Regions from separate parts of the Homo sapiens genome. Here region 2 is linked to region 1. Evidence: chromatin contacts called from ENCODE Hi-C or POLR2A ChIA-PET data. All regions are on one chromosome and are shown on one strand. Each heading gives the region's core, a stretch centred on a gene start or an enhancer-like site at or near the end of the contact. The rest is flanking DNA. Distances are from core to core; before and after follow the strand shown. Region 1 has its middle 50 kb from the start of IYD. Region 2 has its middle 110 kb from the start of PLEKHG1.

Region 1 (3,023 bases), core at 294-2,793:
ATCCATGTTCTCTTCTTCTTGAGATAGGTCCTTGGGACTAGTTCTTATGAATGGGATGTAAGCAGAAATTATGTATGTCATCTTCAGACTGAGGCGGTTGAGTGGAATGTGATTTATCCATTTGCCCTCTCTTTTGTCACCTGTTGATAGGATGCAAAGCATTGGTAGAGGGAACCATGGTACTAGAAGATGACAGAGCAACCAGTTTGAAAGAGCCTGGATCCCTGAATGAATGTATGGAGCAGGGCTCTCTCTCTGTTGAATGGTGATGAGAGTGAGAAATAAACCTTCATTGTACAAAGCCACTGAAATGGTTTTTTGTTACTGCAGCAAGTATTACTTGCTGCTACTAATGCCAAGTATAAATCATATTTAAATCTTTGCCATCCTGGGATTCAATTTAATTATACAAAACTAAATTCATGTCTACTTTAATATTCATGTTTTCTCATAGAAGATACCATTTTTTAAATAATAGGAGCGCCAAGCCCCAGAACATAGCTCTAAGGTGAAAATGTATAATGTCATAACTTATTACATGACATCTGGGTCAAGAGAATAGAGAAGACGGTGGGGTTTAAAAATAAAAAGTAAATAAGGGTTATAAAAAATGCAATACTATATAAAAATTGATCCAATGTATTCAAAAATTAAAGACTCTCTATCTCTTAATAAATACCAAAGTACCACAAGATTCTTTATATACACCAAGGACTAGGCAAGTAGAAAAAACAAACAAACAACTTTAACCTTATAATTCTAGAATGAAGGATCATCTCCAGAGTCCTCAGTAGGGCGCTTATAAACAGCTCCTAAAATCTTGTCAGCACAATCAAGGGCTGTTTCTCAATCTCTTTGTATAAAAAACTAGATTCTGTATTAGTCTGTTCTCAGGCTGCTAATAAAGACATACCCAAGGCTGCGTAATTTATAAAGGAAAGAAGTTTAATTGACTCACAGTTCCATGTGGCTGGGGAGGCCTCACAATCATGGCAGAGGACGAAGAGGAACCAAGACACATCTTACATGGAGGCAGGCAAGAGAGCGTGTGGAGGGGAACTGCCCTTCATAAAACCATCAGATCTCATAAGACTTACTCACTATCACAAGAATAGCACGGAAAAGGCCCACCCTCCCAATTCAATTACCTCCTAGGGGGTCCCTCCCACTGCATGTGGGAATTATGGGAGCTACAATTCAAGGTGAGATTTGGGTGGGGACACAGCCAAACCATATCAGACTTTATTCATTTTGGTTCTTCCTTTGAGGAAACTGAGTCCCATAAGGAAATGGAGGAAAACATGGCCAGCAGTGCCAACTCTCACCCCATTCACTTCCCGCCCTCAAGGGTGTGCTGCCCTTTCCTTAGCACCACCCACTCCAGGGCCGTCACCATCGCAGTGGGGGCTCTCCGTGTTTCCTGAGATCTCAAACCCAAGCGTTTCTTGGGGCAGCAGCGGGGGGCCTCGCCATGGAACTCCCGGCTCCCACGAGGGCTTCCGTGCCTGCTGGCTCTTCCGGCTTTGAGCGTCCGCACGAGAAGCCCCCTGCTGGCCACATTCATGGCGTGGGGACCTCGGGCTAAATAAATTTCATTTCTCTCTTCTCCCTCCTAAGTGTCTTCCACTATTTTCCTTTGTTGGCTCTGGACTTGTTCTAAATGCAGCCCTACTAAACTTTCGGGGGGCCTGAGTGTTTCTGGCATTAAGGGGTGCAGTGGGGCGGGGGGTGCAGAGGGGCTGGGGCTGCGCTGGGAGATGGCGTTGTGTTAAGTGAACGTGGACACAGTGGTATTTACAGCCTCACTAACGTGCCTTGTCTTGCTGCCCTAGCCTCTGACTGTGAATAAAACACTTCTCCTATTTTTTTTTTTAAGACAAATGACAAATAAAGCTGGGTGAAGAAAGTAATCATTTACTTTGTGTCTTCGGACATGACATTTCTTTCCTAACATCTTTCGGAAAGCTGGAGTTCCCTAATGCCCTGCTAAAGAAAATGATTGACATCTTTCAGAGGGCTAGGAAATTTATGCGCTGGAAAACAATTTCCAGGACGTTGGAGATGAGTAATTTCCCTCTCTATCACTATGTGTACAAAAGAAAAGGGACCCAGGGCGCTGATGTAACTGTATGAAAAATAAATGTGTGGCAAAGGAATAGTAAAAATACTTGAACTGAAAACAAAGAGAAGTAATCATTTTTTATAGTTTGGCTGTAGTCACTGAACAATTGATTTAGATGACTAAGTCTAACACATCTGTATTTACACGATCTGGAAGACATAAATTACTAACACGTAGAAAAATTTTGGAGAGGGGAAGTAAACTACAGCTTAAGTATCTGATGAAGTAATCTAGCAAGACTCACTTTTTCATTTCTGCTGAAGTCTTGATTACATCTAGCATGACTGTGCCATCTAGTGGTTTCACAGTAACTGCCTCGAGTTGGAGGATACAGTTCGGAAAATTGCTTTGAATATCCCATGAACTCTTGGGTAGGTGCAAAAGTAATTGCTGGTTTTGCCATTAAAACAGCAATTTCTTTTGCACAAAAATGGCCCAATAAGAAAGAGATTGAAAGAGTATTTCCACGGCACCCACACGCAGCTAGTTCTGAATTACTTAAGCCAATCATGGCATGAAAGCTCATGAACTTCACACAAATGCCTCAATTCAAACCACTGATTTCATCATCTAAAAGCATCTACTCGGTGTCAAAATGCGTATTGTGGCTGTATATCAAAGACACCATCAGGGTCTGTGGGCTTTGTCACTGTCCCCAGATGTTTATCTGCTGAGGAGAGGAGATGCAGGCTTCTCTTTCCTCTGTTTACAAGGTGCTAAGAGATACTGAGAATATCTGTAGCAACTAATAAGATCACAGAAGAACCCCCAAACTCAATAGCCATCCATCAACCAACCAAAGGCTGATGTTATTCACACAATAACGTTGACTTCCCCATATTTCTTGCTCTGAAATTTTGGGGATCTTTGATCATTTTAGCTTTAAAGTTGGAGCCCAGCC
Region 2 (3,221 bases), core at 1-2,500, 72 kb before region 1:
GCTGGATACACACGTATTTCTTAGGCTTCCTAAACTCCTGAAATAGAGCAATGCAGGAACACCTGCTGAGAACGTGGGGAGGGGGCAGGGGGCTGCAACCTTCCACATCCAGGAAGAAACCAGGCTGAGGTCTCTGTTCTGGAGCCATTAGTGACATGACCTCAACTAAACATGTGAAGGACTTTTTCAAACATCACTTATGTCCCCTGACCAAATGTGTCTTGGGGTCTTCAAAGGTTCAGGAGAAGCCTAGGTTAGAGCTCAAGTATTCACATTTGCCCAGGGCTAGCACAGGGTCCATATTATTTCTATTAAGGAGATAGTTTAAGCTCGCTTGGCAAACTGGGTTAATGACTAACTGGGTTAAGTGACTCAGATAAAATCCCCACATCCTGACTTGTGGTTAGACATTTGACTACCTTTATCTCAAAGAGTTTGAATCTTTTTTTTTCTCGTTGAAGGTTTTGTAAAATAAGGTGCGGATATTGCACTATTTTACCCATCTTGGGGATAGTGAAAGAGTCGTGGAGCTACTGTAAGTGGTACATTGAATGAGCTGAATTCAGCATGATGTCAGCCAAAACCTCTGGACCCCAGTGAACTCACTCTGGACCAGTTGCTCTGCCTGCCTCTGGACTGAAACCTGGCCACACCACCTGGGGAGGGGAAGGGAGGAAGGAACTCTGAGCTGCCATATAGTCTCGATGGAGCCTCAGCTGACCCCAGAGAGTTTTGAAGTTGGGATGACCCTTCAGAGATGTCCCCATTTGGCAAGGGGCCCAGGCCTTTGTTCTCCCACATCTGTTGGCCAATGGCTGCTGGCCTCCCCAGGAAGGCAGCATGGCCTCTGGGAGCTGATAGCTGAGGGCTGTCTGCAGGCGGCAGTCCTAGCGGCAGGGCACCAACCCTTCATCCTGCCTCAGGACATCCCAGTGTCCATACAGGGAACTGGAGAAAAAGGGCACAATCCTTAGCTGGTACAGGTGTAACCTGCCATCGGAGACTTCTGGCAGATGTGCAAGTGCAAGCTCGTCTTCAGTGAGGAGCTTTTGGGGTTTCCCAAAAGATCCCTCCAAGGACCTCTGACTGCAGTTCCTTGCACAGACAGTGCTTCTCCGGCCAGCTGCCGTGGCCCCACACAGGCCTGGGATTTTTGTGTGCACTCCTCTGTGGGATCCCTCCCCTCCCAGGTGCTCCTTTAGCATAGGAGCTCCTTAAAGATGACTCATGGCTAGACAATGTCCCCACAGTTCATGTCCTGCTCCTTGGAAAAAGGTACCTTTGTCTCACTCTCGGTGACCAACTATGCTGGTTTTTCCAGGACCGTCCTGGTTTTAGCACAGAAAGTCTCACTTCCCAGGAAACCTTTCAGTCCTGGCAAACCAGGGTGGTGGGTCGCCCTAGAACATATGGACCTGAAACAGCCACACCTCTGCACTTCAGCTGCGGTGTCACACAGGAGGCTTTTCAGGTGTGAATTAAATAGCATTTCTTATGCCCATCAAACTCCAGCGACTTATGGAAAGCCTTCCAAATGGCCAGTGAAGCCCCTCCTCAAGGCTTGCGTGGTAGGGGAAGTGCACAGGCTATGACCCTTGAAGTCAGGGGAAAACAGAACATGAGGGCTGATGCTCCAAAGCAAGCCTGCCTCTCCCAGAATCCTCAGTGTCTCCTGACACCTTATTTAGCCTGGAAGTGGGTCATGGGCTACGGTTTACAAAACCTATCTCAAAACCCGCTGGTCCAGCTGCTGGGGGTGGAGTGAGGTGAACTCTCTGGGTATAAAGTCCCAGGAGAACTTGTGCTCAGTGGGAAATGGTTCCTAGAGGGGCTGTTAACCATCTTCAGAGGGAGGCTGGACAGGAATCTGCTTCTCAGCATCAGCATTCATGGCACCCTTTTTTCCTTCAAATTCTTTAGCTTTAGGCCAGAAGCTTTAGAGAGTTATGTATATAAAAATCACCCAAGGATTCTATTAAAAATGTAGCTTATCTGTTCTTAAACTTGAAAAGATGCTAACCTCACTTATAATAAAAGAAGCACAAATTAAAACTATAGCAAGACAATATTTCTAACCTGTCAAATCAGCAAAACATCTGATATTTTCTGTTGGTAATGCTATGGTGGAAATCAACACTCTTATGCATGGTTGGCTTTGTCCCTGAGGAGAGGCATCTGGCAATACCCAACACAATTATAGGTGCGTTTACCCTCTGATCCAGAAACCCACATCTGATCATCTATACTAGAGATACACCTGTACGTATAATAAATGACACATGCAGACAATCATTTCTTTTTTTTTTTTTTTTTTTTGAGACGGAGTCACGCTCTGTCACCCAGGCTGGAGTGCAGTGGCGTGATCTTGGCTCACTGCAAGCTCCGCCTCCCAGGTTCACACCATTCTCCTGCCTCAGCCTCCCAAATAGCTGGGACTACAGGCACATGCCACCACACCCAGCTAATTTTTTTTAAAATATTTTTAGTAGAGACGGGGTTTCACCATGTTAGCCAGGATGGTCTCGATCTCCTGATCTCGTGATTCACCCGTCTCGGCCTCCCAAAGTGCTGGGATTACAGGCGTGAGCCACTGCGCCCGGCTGCAATCATTTCTTGTCTCATTGTTTGTAATAGCAAAGGAATAGGAAATAACCCAAGTGTAAAGCAGTAAGATATACGTAATTAAACCATTATAGATCCACACAAAAGAATTTTGTGTAGTATAAAAAAGGCAATGGGAATATTTACCTATATACTACTAACATGAAGAGATCTTTAGGAAATAGTGTTAAATGAAAAAAATTAAATAGCAGGTTGTGTATATATATATATATATATATATATATATATATATATATATATACATAGATACTTTTGCAACAAACAAGGAAAAATATATATTAATATTTATGTGAATTTGCATGAAAAACAAAAAATAATGAGCAATGTAGGGGATAAGGGAGAAGAGGGTGACTGGGGACAGGACCTTAAGGATGCTGTCTAAATGCTTTGCTGTATATATACTTTACACATGGATTTTCAGACCATGTAAACTATGAGCTACTCAATAAAACAGTTTAGAACTATGTAGATGTCCAAATCCCCTTTCTTGAATTCTAATTTACCGATTCCAGGGCAAGGCTCAGAATTCCGTACTTTTGTAGAGCTTTGGAAGAAAACGAACCAAGGAATACACGCTGAAAAAGTCTCTCGAGGTGCTC

What was found. A loop is a pair of places that touch in the nucleus more often than their neighbours do. ChIA-PET counts read pairs that join two places held with the same protein, here RNA polymerase II (POLR2A). Pooled maps may share reads with other maps.
Region 2: a map of PC-9 shows a loop between it and region 1 (8-fold over the local background). The contact joins two enhancer-like sites. A Hi-C loop is called at or near these places in 6 of 168 maps with a recorded cell type or tissue (Calu3, K562, PC-3 and 3 more), 6 of 37 single-sample maps with no recorded cell type and 15 of 50 pooled maps. POLR2A ChIA-PET finds 5 or more read pairs at or near these places in 2 of 52 experiments (Panc1 and activated naive CD4-positive, alpha-beta T cell).

Annotation. Positions count from the first base shown.
Region 1 is chr6:150,417,736-150,420,758 of GRCh38, reverse strand. No RefSeq gene overlaps it. Among named protein-coding and RNA genes, the nearest start is that of IYD, 50 kb to the right of the region's middle. RefSeq lists enhancers at 792-1,358, 1,372-1,666, 1,359-1,927. Within about 2 kb of position 1,543, at least 28 of the 41 ENCODE cell types and tissues checked have a DNase peak (open chromatin) inside an H3K27ac peak, as active enhancers do; they include PC-3 and PC-9, where a contact is called at or near this core.
Region 2 is chr6:150,488,765-150,491,985 of GRCh38, reverse strand. No RefSeq gene overlaps it. Among named protein-coding and RNA genes, the nearest start is that of PLEKHG1, 110 kb to the left of the region's middle. Within about 2 kb of position 1,250, at least 4 of the 41 ENCODE cell types and tissues checked have a DNase peak (open chromatin) inside an H3K27ac peak, as active enhancers do; they include PC-3 and PC-9, where a contact is called at or near this core.